Regions from separate parts of the Homo sapiens genome. Here all the other regions are linked to region 3. Evidence: chromatin loops called from intact Hi-C (ENCODE). Cell type or tissue: heart right ventricle. All regions are shown on one strand.

What was found. Hi-C counts contacts between places; a loop is a spot of excess contacts. Peaks named below come from ENCODE experiments on the same cell type or tissue, not always from the same donor. Only the 100,000 strongest peaks of a DNase experiment are listed, where the experiment ranks them.
Region 1: a loop joins it to region 3, with 6 times the contacts of the local background. A loop is called at or near these places in 13 of 110 quality-filtered maps.
Region 2: it touches region 3 in a loop (4-fold over the local background); 6 of 110 quality-filtered maps call a loop at or near these places.

The regions. Positions count from the first base shown.
Region 1 is chr13:39,672,137-39,680,136 of GRCh38, reverse strand. It overlaps COG6 (component of oligomeric golgi complex 6), which reads right to left. Exons shown (of 19, transcript NM_020751.3): 5 at 2,558-2,669; 6 at 517-599; 7 at 92-162. Among named protein-coding and RNA genes, the nearest start is that of MIR4305, 12 kb to the right of the region's middle. In heart right ventricle, a CTCF peak has its summit at 3,636 (motif pointing right); no DNase peak of the experiment used is centred here.
Region 2 is chr13:39,047,978-39,055,977 of GRCh38, reverse strand. It overlaps NHLRC3 (NHL repeat containing 3), which reads right to left. Exons shown (of 7, transcript NM_001012754.4): 7 at 5,869-8,000. It overlaps LOC105370169 (a long non-coding RNA gene), which reads right to left and starts at 2,906. Exons shown (of 5, transcript NR_187783.1): 1 at 2,650-2,906. In heart right ventricle, a CTCF peak has its summit at 4,669; no DNase peak of the experiment used is centred here.
Region 3 is chr13:39,141,629-39,149,628 of GRCh38, reverse strand. No RefSeq gene overlaps it. Among named protein-coding and RNA genes, the nearest start is that of NHLRC3, 110 kb to the right of the region's middle. In heart right ventricle, a CTCF peak has its summit at 4,502; a DNase peak (open chromatin) is centred at 4,488; H3K4me3 peaks cover 468 bases; H3K27ac peaks cover 1,910 bases.

The DNA of each region.
Region 1 (8,000 bases), 530 kb before region 3:
AATCAAAATATATCAAATAAAGACCAAGTAAAATTTTAAAAAACAACTACAAATGTTCATGAATCTAGACAACATAAAAGAAATCACTTACTTTGAGCCCATCGGTAAAGTCTTTCATAAGCCGTTTCTTGAAGTAAGGCCATCTGTTCCATAATTTCTAAACTAAAAAAAAATTAATGATTATAATTTAAACTTTAGTCAACAGATACATCTAAGCACCTAATTATTTTGTTTGCATATTACATATTACAGCATATTAACTTTTTATCATTTTATGGGATGATTTTTCAATAATTTTCTACAATTAAATAAATGTCACATTTTAACCATCACTTATTTATCAACTGCTGTTTTAGCCTAAACCTGTCAGAGTATAACTTCACCATTCTCTAAAGATAAATAAAGATTAAACTTCTATTTCACAAAATGCTATATAGTTCACAAACAATCTAGAATATCTTTAAAATTTTGGAAACATAAGCAGCAATGCAATTAGTTCAGTGAGCAGTTACTCACCCTGCCGTTTGTTGATTTGTACGCAAGAGAACTTTGACATCATTATGAATCTGTTTTACTCTTCCCAGTGCCTTGAAAAAATCCTTTAAAATTAAGAATGTGACTTTATGTCCATGCTTCAGGCAAAATTGCATTATTTAAAACTGAAAGGTCACTACCAAGGGCAAACAAACTCTTTCACCTATTTTAGGGAAGCCTTCCTATACTGATCTCAACTTTCTCTAAGTTTTCATAGACGGTGTAACTGGTATTTATTCACATTTTAAGACATATTAATATATTAATTCAGTTTCTACTATGTGCCAAATAGTGTTGACAGTTGCCAGGAAAATAAAATTTATAAAGACAAAAATCCCTGTCCTCAAGAAGTGTACGTAGTCTAGTGAGAAATGCAAAACTAAAAATTACTACATGAAAAAAAGTATTGTGTATTACACACCTTATTACTTAAGCCTGGCATTCTTATTGCTGAAGATGATGTTTTATGTATCTGTTGTATACTCATTATTGCTCCCTCGTCCAAGAGTAGAATGCAAAGTTAAATATATAGGAGGTGACAGATGCCAAACTGTTGATTGATATTTAAATGTACTGGAGGCTTAGGTTTCAGAGTGCCACAAATAGTGTTCCACCCACGAAAAATAACGGATGTGTTATTTTTCTTTGATGAATAAAACTTAAAATAATAATAATAATAATAACCCTCATTTTCTAATTTCTACCAAGGGGAGAAAAAATGATATGTCAAATATTTCATATGTGCAAAGTTCCTCAAAACATGAGGGCAGTACATACTAATACATAATATCTCTATTAATTCTCTCACCTATTTACCTCTCTACACCCAAATGACTGGTTCCATTTTAGCCAAGCCAGTAAAAGTGATACCTACTCAGAGACACTCAGTGAGAACCCTTCCCCACCTCAAGAACCCTTCTTGCCCTCTGATCCCACAATGATGACGATAGGCTTAAGTTTACAGTTCTTCCCAGCGAGAAGACCAAAAGATTCCTTTCTGGAAAAATTGAATGTCTTCAAGGAAAAAAAAAGAAACGAAACTTTTTCTTGTTATTTAACATTTTGAGAGGTTATATAATTCTGTCAGCCAGTTTGGAAAAAATGGAATAGCTTAAAAAATTAATTAGATGAAAAAACAAGTGATTTCTAACCCAAGGAAAGACACAAAGTTATAAAAGAAAGAACATGCAATCACTGTAATGTCACTGTAATGAAAATGAAAAATGTGTGGGTAGGTACTATGGCTCAGACCTATAGTCCCAGCACTTTGGGAGGCCGAGGTAGGCACATCGCTTGAGCTCAGGAGTTTAAGACCAGCCTGGGCAACACAGTGAGATCCTATCTCTACTAAAAATTAAAATTAAAAAATCAGCCAGGAGTGGTGGTGCATGCCTGGATACCCTAGCTACCTGGGAGGCTGAGATGAGAGGATCACTTGAGCCTGGGAGGTTGAGGCTGCAGTGAGCTGTGTTCGTGCTACTGCACTCCAGCCAGGTTGACAGAGCGAGACCCTGTCTCAAAAAAAAAGGAAAAGAAAATAGAAAATGTGGTCTAACTGTACTATGATGTATGAAGGAGATAAAGAGAACATATGTGTGTACTATCTGTGTTGGGGGAGGAGACAGAGTGGGTAGAAGGCTAAATCCTCACATTTCACAATAGAGAATCAATAGAAAATAGTTAACATAGATAATCAAAGCATATTCTTTTTAACTATAGATCTAGAATATAGAATTTACAAAAGAAGCAATTAATAACATTGAAAATGGTTGACAAAAGACCTAGAGGTGAGGAAGAGTAAAATAGGTGACATAGATTTTCTTTTTATAACTTTGACTCTTTTTAAAAAGTACATGTATTACTTTGAAAAATATAATTAAAATACACATCTTAAATTTCCAAACATAAAAATATTCTCAGATGAAACTTTTTTTAATGGGAAAATAAAGCTTCAAAAAAGCAATTTCTCTCTAATATCTGTAACTACTAAACTTTAAATGATTATAACAGAAAGCCAGGATACCTCAGTAATGGGTCCTTCTCTTGTACCTCGGAGAAGACTCATTTCATCAGAAGTCAGTTGGAACTTGGATAAGAAGGCATCTGCAACTTGAGCTCTTATCTCTAATTTTTGGCTGTAATTTTCAAAACAAGCAATAAAAATCAAGCATCTTACACAGTTGCATAGCTTTAAAACAAATTCTATCTCAGACATAATAAATTTTTAAAACAAAGGTATGAAAAGTTCTCAATATTTTCAAAAGTCTTGTTTCTGCCTCAAATATTAGAATTTTATCAGACATGTAGGTGATAAAATTAGCTAATATTGTTCTATTTCAGATACTTGCACACAATAAATGGAGTTGATCATTACGCAAAAGAACAAATAAGTCCATGCATGGTCCCTGCATTACAAATTTGCAGCCACTTACAAGTACTTAAATAGTTCACCTTGCAGTTTGCTAGATGCTTTTATAAGAGAGAAATATGTTCCTGTTTTCAACCAATTTCTTTTCAGTCACTAAAACAATTCCTAAGCCTTTTAAGTTTTCACATGACGTACATATCAAAAATCAAATTTATTAGTTTATTTTATGTTATAGAAGAACTCCTTTATTAATTCTCCATAAATTGCTAGTCACTTATCCACTTTGGTCTTCCCCACTTTTTCTACAAAATATAGTAATAAAAACAACCTTTTAAATTATATGAGTGCAACCTATCTAAACTAGCTGACGGAAAAAGGCACACTCAAGGACCTATGGGACTGAGAAGAATCAATACCCACAGGCAAGTTAGGAACACAAACTACTTGAACAGAAACTCAACATTCCTGGTTTCTGTATCTCAGAACTGAAAATATATAAATAAAGTTATAAAAGTATTTCACTAGCAATATTCAGAGAATAGTAATATTCCACAATTAAACAAAATTCAAATAAGAATGAACAAAGATAAACATAAACACTATTTGTATAGATGGTACAATGCATCTGCCACCTCTGTTTTATTTGCACCTTTGGGATGGAGGTTTTAAATTCAAAGTTGAATGCTAATGCTCCTACTGAATAAAGAAATTTACAAGCAAAAATCCTCCAGGTGGCAGCAAAGATCTGTTTATTTCAAATGATAAATCACCTAATTGAATATACACAGATTTAAATGTCATGTTCTTAATCATCTTATTATTGATATCTAAAAGTTATCTTAATATTTATCTTATTTTTGCTTTGTTGCCTGTGCTTTTGAGGTCTTATTCAAAAAATTCTTGCCCAGTCCAATTTCATGAAACAATTCTCCTATTTTTTTTCTGGTAGTTATACAACTTGGGGTCGTATAGTTTACTCTTTAATCCATTTAGAGTTTATTTTTATGTATGGTGAGAGATCATGGTTATCAGAGGTTGGGGAAGATAGTGGGGAGAAGGGGACAGGAAGAGATTGGTCAACGAGTACAAAGTTACAGTTAGGAAGAGTAAGTTCTACTGTTCTATTACAAACTAGGGTGACTACAGCAAATAACAATGCAGTGGTATTTCAAGATAGCGAAGAGTTTGAATATTGTCACCACAAAGAAATGATAAATGTTTAAAGTGATAGATATGGTAATTACCTTGAAACATTACATTGTACCCCATAAATATATATAATCATTATATGTCAATTATAAATTAAAAATGAATTTTTAAAAGCTTAAAGAGTTACCTTAACAGGTTTTGTTTTATATTTTTAAAAGTTCCAGTCATTATCATTAAGAATTTAAAGTAATTATAAAATTTCATCAAATTCCTTGAGACTATGCAAATTAACCATGTGAAATAAAATGTTTTTGGGAGCTTTTTTGGATCTATCTTTAGAATCAATTTATTAGGCACAAAGGAAAATTTGTCTCTTTAGTTTATAGTTTCATTTTGTTGTAACCAAAACAAATGCTACCCACCTTGATCATACCCCTTAATCATTACAATTCATTCCAAATAATGTGGATCTAAAAATCAATCATGAGATAAAGACAGAAACACAGGCTCTATATATAGCTACAAAAGAGATGGTGCAAAAATATTTTTATAATGGGCACAGTACTAAAACAAGAGTTTAATATATCAAGATGGTAACTTTAAAAGTAGTGACAATAAATTCTAATATATTTTTTATTATCATATTACTCTAGTTTTACCACATGTATTCTTTCCAGGTAAATTTTCACAACCATTCTGACAGGAAGTTATTGTTAGATGGTCCAGTGATTTGGTTTGGGAATATTCACTCATTCAAATAACATTATTGGAGACTCACAATGTATAAGGCCTATGCCAGAGACGAGTGTGATAAAAGGCACTTATGACACAGACCTTGTCCTTACTTTACATCAACATATGGAACTTTTAGAGGGCTTTCAATGTCTAAGTAAAAAGTATAGGAGATAAATATTAACATAACATATAAATTATAACTTCTAGCGTATTTAAGATTATGTTTGTGCAATCACTGTATATTATATAAATAAATAATAATATGTGAAATATACACTATGGAAAAATACATAATAGATCAAACTGAGGTAGATCTATATGTACTAACAAAATGATCCATAAGGCATTTTATAGGTATAAAAAGTTGCGAGAAAGTATGTATAGGAATCCCCACTTATTTTTAAGAAGTAATTACAATGGTCCCCCCTTATCCTCGGGGGATATAGTCCAAGACCCTCCAGTGGATGCCTGAAACTGCTGACGGTACCAAATCCTACACGTACTGTTTTTCAATCTGATAACTGAGACGGCTACTAAGTGACTACTGAGTGGTGGTGTATATAGCATCACACATTAGAAAAAGGGATGACTGATGTCCCACCAAAGTGGGAGCCAACCACTTGAGATTTCATCATGCTACTCAAAATGGTACATAATTTAAAGCTTACAAATTGCTTATTTCTGAAATTCTCCATTTATTACTTTCAGACTGCAGTTGACCATAAGTAATGGAAACCACACAAAGCAAAACCATAGACAAGGTTGGGAATTACTGTATATAAACACATGTACATCAATTTTCAGTATGTCCAGTCGTATACTGCCTAAGTATTTAAAATAAACGGACTACTTAATTTTCATGATTCCTTCAAATCAGCCCAGAACATGATTTATGAATCCTGTGGTACTTTTCTTTTTCTTGAAAACTTATCTCTGTCGTATCTTAATTCTACCTCTAGGTTCACCTACACCAAATAATTTCGAAATAATTTTTTAAATGGACATAAGATATAAACCAAAACAAAAAAAGTAAAGAAATATAAATGGCAAAACAAAATGAGAAACATGTCGATTCATCACTATTCGATGATATGTAAATTAAATGGTGTGATACCGGGGCCTGTCGTGGGGTAGGGGGAGGGGGGAGGGATAGCATTTGGAGATATACCTAATGTAAATGACGAGTTAATGGGTGCAGCACACCAACATGGCACGTGTATACATATGTAACAAACCTGCACGTTGTACACATGTACCCTAGAACTTAAAGTATAATTTAAAAAAAATTAAAAATAAAAATAAAAAATAAAATGGTGTGATAATATTTTTCATCTACATTGGCAAAGTTTTTAAAGATGATATCTAATGCTGATAAGGGTTTAATAAAATAGACAGAATGGAAGTAGAAATTGTGATAATCTTTTTTGAGAAAAATTTAGGCATTATATTTCAGGACACTTCCAAAAATGATCCTCTTGATATAAAAAATCATAGGAAAATGAACATAAAATATTAAGGGAAAAAAGTAAAATATTAACAATACACACACATACTCACTCTGGAAGGAAATATACCAAAATATTAATTGTGGTTCTATCTGAGTGGTAGAGTTATATATGATTTTAGTTTTCCTTAAATTTTATACAATAGATTTATATTAACATTATGTCAAAAAAATTTAAGAAAGAAAAGGCAGTTTTTTACACTTAAAAGATTCCTTTTACCTAATTCATATGATGGAAAGATAAGTGAAATAACCTGTTTGACAGGATCTTAAAGAATCTGCTTATCATTTACAATCCTTAAGAAAAAGTATTTCTATAATTTTTTTTGGTTCTAAAATAGAAAAAAAGAAGAAACTTTTCATTTTAAGTTTTTATAAAGTATCAAACTGAAAGTTAAACGTTTTTGAAAGACTGGTTAAAACTCAATAGAGATAAAATCCTGTAATGAGGTTGTTTTCTTGTCAGCATTTCCAGTACCATGCCATGATTTCAAAACCTGATAAATTTCTAAATTTTTATCTTAGTATTTTAAAACAAATAGATAAAATAACTTCAATACAAAAATACATTGAAAAATAAAGCACATACAAATGACAAAAAAGATAAAACGAGCTACATCAAAATTTAAAATGTGCTATAAATGATATCACGAATGTGAAGATAACCCAAAAAATGGGAGAAAATGGCTGCAAATAATGTATCTGTTAACAAACCTATATCCAGAACATATAAAGAACTTTTACAACCAATAAATAAAAACACAAATAACCTAAATTAAAAAATGGGTAAAGGACGTAAATAGACATTTCTCCAAAGAAAATATGCAAATACCAATAAGCAAAAAAAAGATGCTTGACATCATTAGTCATTAGGAAAATGCAAATCTAAACCACAATGAGTAGTACTTCACACCCAGTAGCATGGCTATCATCAAAATGACAGATTAAAAACAAAGATGTACAGAAACTGGAATCCTCATATGCTGCTTTTGGAAATGTAAAACTGTGCAGCTTCTTCGGAAAACAGTGTGGCAGTTCCTCAAACACTTAAAGAGTTATCATATATGATTCAGCAATTCTACCCCTAAATATATACCTAAGAGGAATAAAACATGCCCACACAAAAACTTGTAAACAAATATTTACAGCCAGCATTATTTGCAATAGTCAAATAGTGGAAATAACCCAAATGTCTATCAACTAGTGAGCGGGTGAACAAAATGTGGTGTTGCTATACAATGGAATACTATTCAGCCATAAAAAAGGTTAAAGTAACATGGATGAATCTTAAAAGTGTTTATCTATGTGGAAAAAGCTAGTCAAAAAGGGCCACATACTGTATGATCTTATTTGCATGAAAGATTCAGAATAGGCAAATTTAGAGAGGCAGAAAGTAGGTTAATGGTTCACTAAGGCTGGATAACTACTAATGGTCAGGAGTTTTCTTTCTGGGATGGTGAAAATGTTGTAATTCAGATCATAATGATGATTGCACAACTCTGAATATACTAAAACCAATAAACTATATACTTTAATTTTATGATATGTGAATTATATCTCAACAAAGATGTTTTTATAATAAACAAAAAAGGATCTACCTTTTGAATTACAATTACATGTATTATTATAACTGTACAAAATACAGCTTAAAAGGCATCTAATACATTCTTCCAGCTTGATACTTTCCACTCCTTAATAACATTTAGTTAA
Region 2 (8,000 bases), 94 kb after region 3:
GTTCAATTATACTCCAAACATTAGCATCATGCAATATACCTTTGTAACAAATCTGTATATGTAGCCCCCCAGAATCTAAAAGTTGAAAATATATATAAACAAGTAAAATAAAAGGCATGATTTTGATACATAATTGCACTAATCTATTTAATAATATAGTCCATTAAAAATCACTTTTATTGCTATTGTTGATAACCAAAGTTTCTTCTGATATCTATAATTTGTGGAAGACTATGGAAACTTTTCAAGTTGAGCCAAAAAAAAAAAGAAAAGAAAAAACAAGAGCTTGTTTTTTCCAAAGAATGGATAAGATTTCATTAAATGAGAATTATTTATATTTCCTTCTTTGCCACAGCTACAAGAAAACTCCAAATTAACTTAATATTTTATTGCTGTAACTATTACTAATCCAGGTTTCCAATAAATGTACTTTCTATAAAATGTTTGTTTGACATTACTTTTTCTATTTTAATGTATTCTTTTATTGTAAGGAAACTCAATTTCCTTTTGGAGATGGAAGAAACATAATTAGTAAATTGTATAAATAGAACTCTACTGCCCTTTGTGTTTCAAGAATAGAAGTTCCAAGCAAGACATCATGATTAAAATGTTTTCCAATAACATAAGAAAAATAATCTGTAACATTCATTACATCAACATATTGTCTACATCAATGTCAAAAGCCAGTTAATAAAATTAAGTATTCTTAATAAAACTCTAAGAGACAAAGAACTGAAATATGAAAATTACCAAAACTTAATAGCAAATATCGTATTATTAATAATTGGTGTAGTGCAAACATTTCCATTAAAATCAGAAATAAGATAAGGATATCCCCCTATCATTCAACATTGTTTTAAATAGTGTAGCTAATGTAATAAAATTTTGAAAATCAAACAAGCAATACAAATATTGAAAGATGTATAGTTTTTTTCAGTGCTCCACCCACAAAATCCAAATGTCCATAATAGCTAATTAAAATAATTAAGGTTAATTGTTAAATTAACTCATTAAATTATTAAATTAAATTAATTAAGGTTAATATATTATATATAAAACAAATTGATTCCTTTTCTCTATACCTCCAATAACTAAATAGAAATGGGGAAAAATCCTACTCTAGTATCGGTAATAAATGCATGGAATAAATTTGATACAGGAATCTAAATTTGTCACGAGAAAAAGGCACAGCATCTATTTTTTTAAAAAAACTTGTAAAATCTTAAAGGACATAAGACATTGGAATGACATATTCCTGGATACAGAATCTTAAAACAATAAAAATATCCATCTTTCTCAAATTAATGCAGTTTAACTCAGTATTACATTTCTTAGGAATGCTTTCACCTGCAAGAAAACATTCAACTAACAGTGGCTTTAGTCACATTTAATTATCTCCCATAAAAAGAAGTCTGGAGAAAGGAAATACAAGGACAATGTAGTGGTTCCCTAACATGCTAAAAACCCAGGCTCCTATCTTTCTGCCTTAAGATTGCTGCTTTGTGGCTTCATGGTTCTGAGACGGCTACTGCAACTTCAGGCATCACTTCCAAGTTCAAGGCAGGGAAGAAATGGATAAAGGAGTGATGCTGCTATTTTTTAAAATCAAAAAAGCAAATGCTTTTCTAGAAGTCTACCAGTAGACTTCCAATTATGGTCAGAGCCACGTCACAGAGCTACCTCTAGTTGCTAGCAGGCTGAGGAAGTGAGCACCCAGCTCTTCCAGTCGTTACAGTAGTGGAAGGAAAGGCAGAAGAACACTGAAAATGGGTATTTGCTTAACCAACTAAGTGTTAATGTATACCATAAATGTTAACCAAAATCCCATTTTTCCTCTCAATTTCCTCTGTCTCTCCAACTAGAATATAAATTGCAGAAGGTGGGAGTCTTTACCTTGATCATAAATTACTTGTTGGATAAACAGCATTAATGCCAACTAAAAATAGCCATGTTTTTTAAAATGGCATTTCTAAATGATAGATGCTTTAGTATATTACAGCCTTACCTTTAATTTTCAATACTGTGACTAAACACAGAATTATATAATAGGGAAGTTCATGTGGTCTCACCATTCTCCCAAACCCTGCCCAAAGGTGGTAGCATGACTGCCATTGTCTGATTGAAACACCACACGTGAATCTCTTAAGGTTTGTTGAGTGCTTATTGCATGTCAGAGACAGGGCTTAATGCTTTACATGCATGATCTTATTTGTATTCACAATAATTCCATAAGGAAAATACTAGTATTCCCATTTCACAAATGAGCAAAAAAATGAGGCATAGCTCAAAACAATACAAATTAGTTGCAGGGCGTGGATTAGAACGTAGGTCAACCTAACTCTGGATTCCAAGCTGTGAAACACCAAGCTTTACCACATCCACTGCTACAGCCCATTCCACTGCTAGAGGAGGGTTCTTTTATTGGGCTGATCCAATGGACCACTCTATTATTTGTACTCATTGTCTTAGTTCTGGAGGAAAGTGCAGAATTCTATTCACTCTACTACATGATCACCCTCTGAGACTTCAGAATTATTTCCAAACACTGTTATTTTGGTTACCTGCTTGTATTAGTCAGGGTTGTCTACAGAGACAGGATGAATAGGATAGATGGATATATGAAAGGGAGTTTAAGGAGTACTGACTCACATGATCCACAAGGTAAAGTCCCATAACAGGCCACCTGCAAGCTGCGGAGCAAGAAAGCCAGTCCGAGTTCCAAAACCTCAAAAGTAGGGAAGCTGAAAGTGCAGCCTTCAGTCTGTGGCAGAAGGTCTGAGAGCCCCTGGCAAACCACTGGTGTAAGTCCAAACGTCCAAAAGCTAAAGAACTTGCAGTCCAATGTTCAAGGGCAGGAAGCATCCAGCATGGGAGAAAGATGAAGACCAGAAGACTCAGCCAGTCTCATCCTTCCACGTTCCTCTGCTTGCTTTTATTCTAGCCACGCTGGCAGCTGATTAGATGGTGCCCACTCAGATTGAGGGTGGGGCTGCCTCTCACAGTCCATTGATTCAAATGTTAATCTCCTTCGGCAACCCTCTCACAGACACACCCAGGAACAATACTTTGCATCCTTCAATCCAACCAAGCTGACACTCAATATTAACCATCACACTGCTTTTGGGTTAAACAGTTTATAGGATGCCCCCTTAAAATGTAGTAGCCAAAGGAAACAACACCACGGAGCTATTTACTAGATATATAGACTATCTTGTCGATTAAACTGCCATTAAATCTACACTTCAATGTTGTCTAAGATTGCAACATTTTTCTTAACAAGGCTTGTAATATTTTTGGCCAACAAACTTTCCAAAACTTTTTCAAATAATTTGTTGCCAAACCAGGTGTCCTCCGATGAGGACTTAACGTTTAGCCATGTTGTTTCAACTGTCTTGATCCAGTTCTTCTGACCTAGTTGGGCATAATGCCCTTTAGATGCACATTTATATTTACACATATGCACACAGACTGCACAAACGTAACCCCCATACGCTCCACACAAAACTGAATACATTTACCTCAATTAATGTTGATTAAAAACAAACGTACATATAGTTAGTTCCTTCATCCCTTTAGTTAAGTAAAAATAAGTATTTCAGTTCAATACAGGAAGCATCAAAATATTTAAATACTTCTTTATACACACTGTGAAGAAAAATGTTATAAAAACATTTAACTGGTGATTGTGACAATTTGTATATAAATGTCGTATTGTAAAAAAAAATTTCTAACACATATTACAGTAACTAATTCTCACTAGGAACAAATCTGAGAATCTGCACCATGCAACTAAAATTTTCTTCCTTTGATAAAGCGGCTGAAAATTGAGAAGCAAGTTTATAATATCAATTTGTTGTGACTCACGCAAATTAATCTATTAAATTAATTTAAATTAAAATTAATTTATTTAAATGTAACTCATGTAGGACATGCTTGTTTTAATGTTACAGTGAGTTTTTTATTTATGAATTACATAGAAGCAGAATTAAGTCATATTACTTCATTGTTTACAATGGAAAAAATAAGTTTTAAGTAGTGTTATTTTTCATTGCTCAAATTCTATTCAATTCTTATACACCAAAGGAGCATCTACATGTCATTTAGCGTTTAGAGGATTAATTTATAAACTCATGGATTCCAGAGTAGCTGATGAAGAAATGACCTAAGAGTCTTTATAAAAAACTTATTTTTCTTATTTGTAAAGTAGCAACCACAAGGTGAAATTGTTTTTTTTTTTTATACAACAGCAACAACGACAACAAAAAACAACTACTAGGGAGAAAAAAGAATGATTCCCCACTAATACAAATTCATTCTCTATTGTACTAAACTCACACATTCAGATTATAGTTTCACCTTCATTTAAAATAAGTTAATTCACTTCTGGCTGTTAGTCTGAATTACTGAAAAGGTTTAAACTTTTTTTTTAATTGTGGACAAGTCCAATTAACCAGTAAAAAATTTCCAACAATGCTTGGAAAATGTTTCACCCATAAAGCAATTTCCTTAAGATGTAAGCAAGTGGCAGAAAAAAGAAAAACAATGAAAGTATGGTGAACACTGTAGCTTCAATTAAAAAAAAAAACAACCAAAGTATGAAGTTTAGCCCATGTTTGATTTCAAGAAATGCTTATAAGCAGAACGCTACTGACCTCTTGTGTATCAAGAATGTAACATAACACAAGTGCCAAAAATGGTATCTCCTAAAACTACTAAAAGACAAGGTTTAAGTAGCTTGTTTTCCCAACCAGGTAGGGAACTATTAGAGCAGAGGACACTTGACTGAGTGCTTTTATATGTTTGTTGTCTCAAAACTTTTTACTGAATCAATAAAGATGATTATTTTGATTTTTTATTGTTGCTGAAAATATATAGCAGAGAATACAACAAATTAAAGTAATAAATTTAGGACTTTTAAAAACTCTCATTTATTTTGGTAAGCCTAAAAAGCAAAAATTTGAGTTTCCATTTTAATGCTGACTATCCAATCTGTCCTGTTTTCAAATGCAAAAGTGCTTAAAAACAGCAAAGGCAAAACAAAATAGGACTTTATTGCCGTAGCCTTACACTACATTGCTTGAAGCAGTCTTTTAATCTGTTAAGTGACCTAAGAACAAAGTCCTAGCACTTTGGGAGGCGGAGGCGGGCGTATCACGAGGTCAGGAGATCAAGACCATCCTGGCTAACACGGTGAAACCCCATTTCCGCTAAAAATACAAAAAAAAAAAAATTAGCCGGGTGTGGTGACGGGCGCCTGTAGTCCCAGCTACTCGGGAGGCTGAGGCAGGAGAATGGCATGAACCCGGGAGGCGGGGCTTGCAGTGAGCCGAGATGGCGCCACTGCACTCCAGCCTGGTCGACCGAGCGAGCGAGACTCCTGCGCTCCAGCCTGGGCGACCAAGCGAGACTCTGTCTCAAAAAAAAAAAAAAAAAAAAAAATTCGTGGTAAATCTCTGTTCACCATCAGATTTCATCCAAGTTTTCTCTGATCGATAAATATTCCACTTGAAAGACCCAATCTGATGGTACAGGTAGGGAAAGATAGAGCTAAATCTATAGCCTTTGGTTTTCTAATTTAGAACACTTTCTCCCCTCCCCACTCCAAGAATAGACCTAAAAAGTAGAAGTATAAAGATGTTCCACTTTTAATGCAGAAATGTAGACAATTAGCTAGTTATTACTGTCAGTTGTACCCTCCCACCACCTCAAAACAAGCTACATTCTTTAAATGTTCTAAGCAACTTCTAGTCATATTTATGCACATCAGCTTACACGCTATATGTGTGAAAAGTGGGATATTCTTTCAGCATCAACTTGTGATTTCATAATTGCTGAAATTCTTTAAAGGAATAAAAAGTTATAGACTGCTTTTGTGACAATAAAATCAAACTTTAATTGGGGAGCCAGATAATATTGCCTTTTCTTTCCAAAATTTTAATTTATACTTTTTAGTAAAAAACATAACACATTTCTCATTCATTTAACCAATTAATCCAAAGGAAAAAAGTGAAGTACTATAATCACAGGTACACTAACAAACACTTTTACAAAGACATTCAGAAATATTTGCAGCAGGTTTTATAAGACTCTGATATAAAACAAAGTAAAATAAAACGTTTTGAAATGGCAAAATCGGTTTACCTAGCCTGAATTGCTTCAAAGAGGCATTTGCACTTCTTGTCCTGGCTTAATAAAACAAAGTAAAATAAAACATTTTGAAATTTCAAAATCAGTTTAGCCTAAATTGCTTCAAAGAGGCATTTGCACTTCTTGTCCTGGCTTAAAAACAAACCCTGAAATTACTTTCTTTTATCCAAATCAATTGACCATATTAATCTGCATAAAGTCTATGAGGATACGTTTTGATAAATGCTATAAACACAAAATTAAGGCAAATCTGATAGTTATTGTCAAATAAATAGCACATTTAGAAGGGCCTTTGTTAATAAAATGCCTCTAATGTATCCAGAGGTATAGATTTCAAAGGGCAAGTCTGTACCTGTTGCACATCTGATTCTCACAGCATTCATGAAAGAGGAGACAATGATATTCCCATTTCACTGAAAACTAAGGTGACTTGTTTAAGGTCATACAGTCCGATCAGTGGCACCAACACATTTACCAATGGCCTTGGAATACAGAGTACAGGGCTTCCTGTTGGTAGATTTACCTTCCTAACCTCACGGAGATGTGATCCAAGTATCAAAACAAGTGTGAGTCCCTTCAGGTCTGGAAAATACTCCAGCCATAACAGGTGAAGAGGAAAGTCAGCTCAAGATTTGTCATATGCTACACAATTTACAGTAAAACACTGGGAAAAGCAGGAAGCTGATGTGAGGAAGGGTGAAGAATGATTTGAAAGATTACAAAATGGCAAAGTTCCTCCAAAACCTATAATAAGCTAAAACAAACTGGAAAAAAAAAAAAAAAGGTCTTAATTGGGAAGCCAATATTCACACCAAAGGAGGGAGTGGGAGGAGAAGATGTAGGAGGAAAGCAGGAAATTATCATCTTAACAGCTCAAAGGATTTGGCACATATCCATGTTATCTAAATAATCTTGAAATTTCTTTGAGGTAGACAAATGTTAGGAATAAGTTGAGTTCATGTAAAACAAAAGAAAGAAAAAGAAAAAAAAAGAGAAGGAAGCTCTACAATCCTTAGTTATTTGTAAAAACCTCTTTTACTAAAGTGCTTAGATGCCAGCCATTTTATTCCTACATTTAAAGGCTGACTGACATTAAATATCTTATAGGTAATGGACAGAAGCCAAGTTGGGCTTTAAAAAAGGCCTAAAAGCCTATCAAAGTTTACAGTACACTTCTAACTTTTTATACCTTCTTTACTTGGAAATTATTGTTTTCTCCTCCTTGTCCCTTGGTAAGCTCCTCCTCAGTTTTCAAGTCTGAGCTCAAATTCACTTCTCCTGCGAAGTATCCATGATTCCCTCAGTCAAATGCAGCACTCCTACTCCAAAAGTCCCACTATGCTCCAAGGTCGCTTTTGCTGTGTTGTGACTGTTTGCCTGCTTGTCTCCCCACTAGACTGCAAGCTACTCAAAAGGCAATCCTGCTTTTTCATTTTTAAGTCGTCAAGACACAGCACTCTGTGGGTACTCAAATTAATCAATAGTTCATCTTATTTACAATCTCTCAAGCAGCTCATTTTATGTTAGTTGCACAATCTGGAGGTCTGGAGTTCTTCACATGAAATTTAATAAATTATCATGCAAGCTCATTTTTATTCCCATTTTTTTTACCCAGGGAGAATCAGTCTACCAGGGCAAATAATGAGGTTACCACCTTAGTCCCTCTTCCCAACCCCATTTTTTAGTTACTTTCCTTTCATTAAAATATCCTTATGCACTTACAAATAAAACTAAGTCCCAAGAGGGCAACAAAATATAAGATTCTTAATGATACAAAAACAAATCTTTCTGATACTAGATCTTTTATACTAGAAAAATAAATTCTTGTGCTTGAACATCATTTTTAAGCACTT
Region 3 (8,000 bases):
TTGACATTAAGCTTAATCATTTGAAGAAACCGGTGGTTTTCTATGAAGTAAAACCAATAGGATTGTGATCATTGAGTCCCTTCCAATTTGGAAATTATCAGATACATGACAAAATGCTGAGTTTTTCAAATGTATCAGGATCCTTGCTAAGGCAAGGGAAAACACAACTTTAAGGTCCAACGGAGATGCGTGTGAATTCTGCATTAGTTATTTATTACCTATGAAACCATGACCAAATTACAAACTCTGAGACCCAGTGTCCTTATTTGAAAAGTAAGGTCAATATTGGCTGTCTCTTATGTTTCTTATAAAATTAAAAGCAACAAAAATCGGGTTAAAAATTATATTTACTCCTTGGAGTTGATGTGAGGATTAAATGAATTAAGACATGTAAAGCAGTTAGAATTGTGCACATACAAAAAAATGTGTGTTGTTATTTTATTATTATAAGACTCTGCACAATGTCTGGCACATATCAAATACTCATAGGTGTCACTTCCTCTCTTTTTGCCTACCGTCTGGATATTTAATCTGCCAGAATACTTTAAGCAGAAAGCTCCTCAACTCAACAAAGGTGTTAAATTGGTTTTAACTGGCTGAGTGATTTTGAACTCTTCTTTTATCTCTTCCAGTTTATTTAAATGACTTATTTCTTCTCCCTGTTGCGAGTCCTCTTGACTGTGATAGTGAGCACGATGAACCTCACGCCCCATTTAGTACATAAAGCTTACTCAGTACTGTTCATCTGCTATCTTACAAGCTAGGTGCTCTCTGCTGTTTCCATGGGTAGAATAATCAGGCTGCCTGTGGGAAATGGCAGTTGTGAAAGACCGATGAGTATAATATGTGGTCTGAATTCGTATCAGCCGCTGCCAAATTAAGAGTGAAACCACAAAAACATTTCTCTAAGCACAAGCAAAACATGTTACAGTCTCAACAATGGTGTTGGTAATTAACCCATGGAGAGTTACAAATGGCCAATGACTCATTGATTTGAGCAAATGCAATTACCTCTAGGAATGTGCTGTGCTGATCCTCAGAGTGTATGAATGGATTTTCACAATCATTTCCTGGAAGGCTGATGACATGCTACTTCAGCAAAAATGAGACTAAACCTGGATCCAGTTGACAGATGTTAAATGTAATCTTGACATTGGAAGTACATCTAGTCCAACACCCTCACTTTAGTTTAATTTAATTGTAAATACAGTGGGGAGATGTGCATGTTTGTTACATGGGTATATTGAGTACTGGTGGGGATTGGGCTTCTAGTGTATCTATTACCTAAATAGCAAACATTGTACATGATAGCTTATTTTTCAACCCTAATTCCCCTCCCAGCCTCCCTGCTTTTGGAATCCTGTGTCTATTATTTCCATCTTTATTTATGTTTACCCATTGGTTATCTTCCACTTGTATGTGAAAAAATGCAGTATTTGACTTTCTATTTCTGAGTCAGTTCACTTAGGATAATGGCCTCCAGCTCCATCCATGTGGCTGCAAAAGACATGATTTCATTATTTTTTATGGCTGTGTAGTATTCCATGGTGTATATATATCATATTTTCTTTACCCAGTCAACTGTTGATGGTTCCATGACTAAGTGGTAGTTATCCAGTCAACTGTTGATGGTTCCAACCTAAGTTGGTTCCATGACTTTGCTATGGTGAATAGTGCTGTGATGAACATACAAGCGCAGGCAATATTCTCACTTTAAAAAAGATGAGACTGAGGTCCAGAGGGGCTGAGTCTAAATATTTTATTTGTGTAAGGTAGATAATCCAAACTATAGAGCTAGCTTTAATGGGACATCTAAAATTGGAGTATTTGGTGACTGAACTTCTACATACATTTACAAACATATTTTGTATGTGACCAAAAAATGTTGAAAATATCAGAATTTATTTAGGTTCAATGATCAGAATGCTTGAAAACCAGATGACCCAGAAAATCTAAAGTATATTATCATGATTGCTAAAGACTATACATGTCTTACACCTACTGAAAGCTGAGTGTTAAGAAAGTGGATTCTGGATTCAGACTGCTTGGGTCCAGTTAGTGATTCTGCCTCTTCCCAACTGTGTGCCTTTCAGCACATTGCTTTTTCTGTCTGTGCCTTAATGTCCACATTTGTATAATGGATAATAATAGTTGATAGCTACCTTGAACAGTCAACATTAAATAAATTAATATAAAGCATTTAGAAGGGTGTCCATACATAATAAGCACTATAAAATATTAGCATTCTTATATTTTAAACCCTCACAGTGATATTAACTGAGAGACTCATTTTCAGTTTTAAAGCATTCAATAGCTATGTGCTGGTGGAAGAAACTTCAGGGAAGGAGGCTACATAAGCAGATCCTGGTGATAGGGCTTTGCATTTATAGTCCATAGTTTGGAAATAATTGTGGTCCTGTGGTGATCTTTTTATGATTTTATTATTCTATGATTTTATTCTTTTTATCTTTCATGGTTTTATTTTTATCTGTTTCTTTGGAAAATTCATTTCTAAGTCAATTTTACTTCAACCTGTTCTTAATAATAGTCAAAATTTCTTATTAAGGTCATAGTAGAGGTCTTCATTAAAACATATGCTAATTGAGAACAAGATTCTCACCATTTGGTCTGAAGAATCTCTGTTCTAATGTGCCCAACTGCCTTGAGTCTGTTTCTCTCTTATGCACAGGCCCTGACCCCACCCAGCCAGTCTGAATGCCCCACTTTGCTCTTCCCATAGTCCATGTGCATTCTAACCATATCTTTCTTCTGTAAGGAAACTATTATTTTAAGAATGTTAAGTAGATTTGGAATGATCTATTTGATAATGACTCAACAACATATGATCATATTAAGACCTTTACCAAGCTCTGGGCTAGATTGTGGGACACCCCTCTAACCCATCCCAATACCCACAGGGTATAATTCAAAATAAAAAGAATATTACATCATGAAACTGGTTTAATGCAGTCCAATAAATTCTTATTTTTTTTCCCATGATGACTACTTTGGTGGTGTTTTGAAATATCCTGTAGAAAGACTTTACATAAAACTTTTCTCATTTTTGATACTCATGTCTTCTGGGAAACCCTTAGTTAAATTTTCCTTTATAGACCGAAAACCCCTTAACATTCACCAGACTGGCAATAAATTTTGCCTCCTTGTGGGAAATGTGAGATTAACAAATGGAGACTGTTGTCTACTGTACTGAAATAAATCATACAATGCATTTCTATGAAAAACAAATTTCTCTTTATTATGAAAGAAAATGGATAATCTGTCTGTCTGGGGCTTCTAAAAGTTGTTAGGCACTGAGCAAGGTTGACTTTGGAGACCAAGTCACGAAGCATGACCGACCTTTTGCCCTTCCTTATTATTACTTTTTGTCCCAGTTCAGACCAGATGGTACCTGAGACAGCAGACTTCTTGGCTAAGGTAAAAGACCCCTTGACCATTACATCCTTAATGTGGAATGTTAATATTCCCTTCCCAAAATGAAACACTGCCTATGACCATCAAATTGCTGTAACTATGCACTAACCTTACATGGAAAATGTTGAGACCCTATTCAGTTTCCCCAGCTTTTGCCTATATTAACAGCCCTCAAGCGTCTCCTCTTCGGTGCACTGACCCTATCTTTTTGGAGTCTCTGTCCTTACCAGTGGTTTTTTTCTGACTTTGTGCTTGAATAAACTCAATATTTAATCATATTGCCTGAATCCTAATTTAAGGTTGACAAATTAGCGATTATGAAGGAGACCTTCCCAGTCATTTCACCAGCAGCCAGATCTTTGATACCAGCACAACTGATGTATCTTCCACCCTCACCAGAGTTAACAGGAATCCCTGGTAAGGTGCCTCACCTTGGTTGAGGATTCAGAATTTATTCAAGCTGTACCTTCCTAACTCAGTGGGGTTGGAATTGAAGTTCTGTTCCAAGGTAGAAGATTCATTTGTTATTCTGTAGAGATTCTAATAGCAGATTTCTAGCTTTCACTTTCTGTGAAGTTAAGATTTGTCTTGAATTATTCCTTAGAGTTTTTACAACCCTTCTGTCGTTCAAAATTTTGGTACAGAGACAGCTTCCCTTTGAAAAGATGTGGTGAAAGGAAGTGAATCTTTGTGACCTGCGGGAAAAGTTTATAGTCTTTAAAACTGGCCAGGTTCTGAAGCTTGGTTCAATTGACAAATCCAGACTTTATTTATGAATAACCAAAAGTATAACAGGCTCCCTGTGAGGACAAAATAAGTCCCAAAGATAAGAGACACCATTTCTCGCTGCCAGATGGTACCTTAGGTGGTTTAGTTCTAGTGGGAATGTCAGAGTTAATCACTCATGATGAGTAATAGTCTCATACGAAACCCCTAAGAAGAACATAAAGGTAGCCTCACTTAATTCAGCTGGCACACATAAAGGATTGATCAACTAGCGCGGAAAGTGCCAAAGTTTCTTGGGATTACCGAGACGCTTAAGAGGGAAGAAGTGACTCAAGGGTGACACCTTGAGGAGCCATCCCCACAAGCAGCACACTTGACTCAAAAGTATTTTGGTCATGCAGGAAGGAAAGCACTAAATTATGGGCAACTGAGCATCTAAAATGAACTCTTCCTTCTTAACGAGGACCCACCATTAGAAACATCAGCTAGATTTGTGTTTAACACCTATAGTGTATTTTCATGCAAATATTTAGAAAATTGATCACACATAACTCCTGATGACCCCAAATTACAACGGCCAAAATGCACTACCTTTAATGCCTAAATTAGTTAACTTGCATGCTCAATTAGAAAAAGCTGACTCTGAAATAGAACAATTGTGAAAATTGTTTTCAACGGTATTTGGAAACTTCCAAAAGGGGTTCTGATAAAGTCCTTTCTCTTCAGGAAGGAAACAAAAAAAGATGACCTAAAACAATTCCTGTATTTAAAAAGACTGCTAAAATTTCTCCTCCTCCTTTAGCTCCTTCTTCTCTTTATCCTTCATGGTCTGGACTGCCTTGCCCATTTGTACCTTCTGTTCCTCCTCCTTCTCCGACACCTGCTGTTTTGGCTCCATTTTGTGAACAGCAGGTGTCTGGTGAAGGATAACCTGCTTTGGTTTATTAACCATGGTCAAAGGTACAACTAAAACGAATAATTAAAGAATTCCCAACCCTCACAAGGACTCTATTAGTTTTGCCAGCTAATTTGAACTGAATATTCAAGCTCATGATCCTGGTTTTTCTGATTTATATTAATTAATTCACATGTTAGTAAGAGAAAGTAAAGCTAAAGATTGGATAGCTAAGGAAAATTGGAGGAACTCCTTTGGAGACTTTCTGAAATTTTCAGAAACTAATTGTGAACATGCCTATGATACTGCTAAATCTTTACTTGATGCTATCTCTTTAGTCTTTCAGAAATAGTTAACTAGAATAAAACCATGTCAACAAAATCCAAATGAGTCGGTGATGTCATATTTTGGGAGATTTTAAAAAATATATTTAAACACTCAGGATTATCTGAAGTGAGTTATGCTAATCATTAAAATGATACTCTCCTCAATTCCAATTTCATAAATGGGTTAGATGAGAAATTAGCATTCATAGAAATAAGACAATGCTGTAGTTGGGCTATTTCTCAAACACAATTTGTTTAATCTTGGCAATCATTTGTCTTGTACCTTAACTAAGGAAGAAAGAGGAAAGAGTGCAAACAAAAGAGTAAGGCTAATAAATTTCTGAGTTTACAGTTGAAACAACTATATATCCAATCTGGGTCTCTAAAATGTCCCTATAAACCTCAAAATGAACCCAACCCTCTGCTTTGCAATTATTGCAAAAAGTCAGACCACTTTTTTAAAAGTTGTGGATTTTCGCATTGATGATCAGGGATATTGGCCTGAAATTTTCTTTTTTTGTTGTGTTTCTGCCAGATTTTGGTATCAGGATGATGCTGGCCTCATAAAATGAGTTAGGGAGGAGTCTCCCTTTTTCTATTGTTCGGAATAGTTTCAGAAGAAATGGTGCCAGCTCCTCTTTGCACCTCTGGAAGAATTCGGCTGCTAATCCATCTGGTCCTGGGCTTTTTTTTGTTGTTAGGCTACTACCGCCTCAATTTCAGAACTTGTTATTGGTCTATTTGGGAATTTGACTTCTTCCTAGTTTAGTCTTGGGGGGGGGGTGTATATGTCCAGGAATTTATCCATTTCTTCTAGATTTTCTAGTTTATTTGCACAGAGGTGTTTATAGTATTCCCTGATGGTAGTATCAGTGGTGATATCCCCTTTATCATTTTTTATTGTGTCTATTTGATTCTTCTCTCTTTTCTTCTTTATTAGTCTGGCTAGCTGTCTATTTTGTTAATCTTTTCAAAAAACCAGCTCCTGGATTCGCTGATATTTTGAAGGGTTTTTTTGTGTCTCTATCTCCTTCAGTTCTGCTCTGATCTTAGTATTTCTTGTCTTCTGCTAGCTTTTGAATTTGTTTGCCCTTGCTTCTCTAGAAGAACTCCAGACTTTATAAAGCATCTAAAAATATCTGTTATAAATACTATATCAATACTTGACAATAAAAGCTAGACACAAAATATAGTTTCTGATCCCTGTCTGAAATTCTTCTGAAGATCTGCTGATTGCCCTTTTCCATGGAAGCTAAGGGAATGGTTCTTGCTGGTTTAGTTTGTGTTCTCTGTGATCTACATGGCTTTGTCCTGTGAGGTCTGATATGCTTTAGAATGTCTTCTTCCAAAACACAGATCTCTAGTCCTAAGTCTTTATTAGTGTGTTTCTCTGCAATGTTTGCTTTCCTCCAATGGCCCTGAAACATGTGGCTGTGATTTTGCTGCTGCAGTTCACTGAGATTTCAAGCTCAGCTTTCTGAAACTTTGTCTATGTTCTCTCTGACACTTGCCTCCTCCCTGTTCTGCCCCTTTTCATGATGAGAAGGGAATTTTAAACTATTTTGTCAAGAAGAATAATTTTGGTTTGCACGTGCACTAAGTCATTATGGACAAGGTTTCCATTGAGGCATTTTCAACAATAGCAGAAAGACGTCTGCTATAAATGACCATCGAATGGGAATTCCTTAAATAGATTATGGTACATCCATATGTAGGAAATGATACAGCCATGCAAAAGGAAGCTTTTCTGTACTGATATGGAAAGCACTTCAGTCTCCATTAAGAGAGAAAAGCAAGGTATGGAAGAGTTTATACAGTGTGCCAACATTTCTGATAACATTTTAACCAGCTCCTGGATTCACTGATTTTTGAAGGACTTTTCATGTCTCTATCTCCTTCAGTTCTGCTCATATCTTAGTTATTTCTCATCTTTTGCTAGTTTTTGAATTTGTTTGCTTTTGCTTCTCTAGTTCTTTTAATTGTGATGTTAGCATGTCAATTTTAGAACTTTCTTGCTTTCTCCTGTGGGCACTTATTGCTATAAATTTCCCTCTAAACATTGCTTTAGCTGTGTCCCAGAGATTCTGGTACATTTTGTCTGTGTTCTCATTGGTTTCAAAGAACTTACTTATTTCTGCCCTCATTTCGTTATTTACCCAGTAGTCATTCAGGAGCAGGTTGTTCATTTCCATGTAGTTGTGTGGTTTTGAGTGAGTTTCTGAATCCTGAGTTTTAATTTGATTGCACTGTGGCCTGAGAGACTGTTAGGATTTCCATTCTTTTGCATTTGCTGAGGAGTGTTTTACTTCCAATTATGTGGTAAATTTTAAAATAAGTGCGAAATGATGCTGAGAAGAATGTATATTCTGTTGATTTGGGGTGGAGAGTTCTATAGCTGTCTATTAGGTCCGCTTGGTGCAGAACTGAGTTCAAGTGCTGAATATCCTTGTTAATTTTCTATCTCATTGATCAGTCTAATATTGACAATGGGATGTTAAAGTCTCCCACTATTATTATGTGGGAGTCTAAGTTTCTTTGTAGGTCTCTAAGAACTTGCTATATGTATCTGGGTGCTCCTGTATTGGGTGCAAATCAAAACCATAATGAGATACCATCTCACA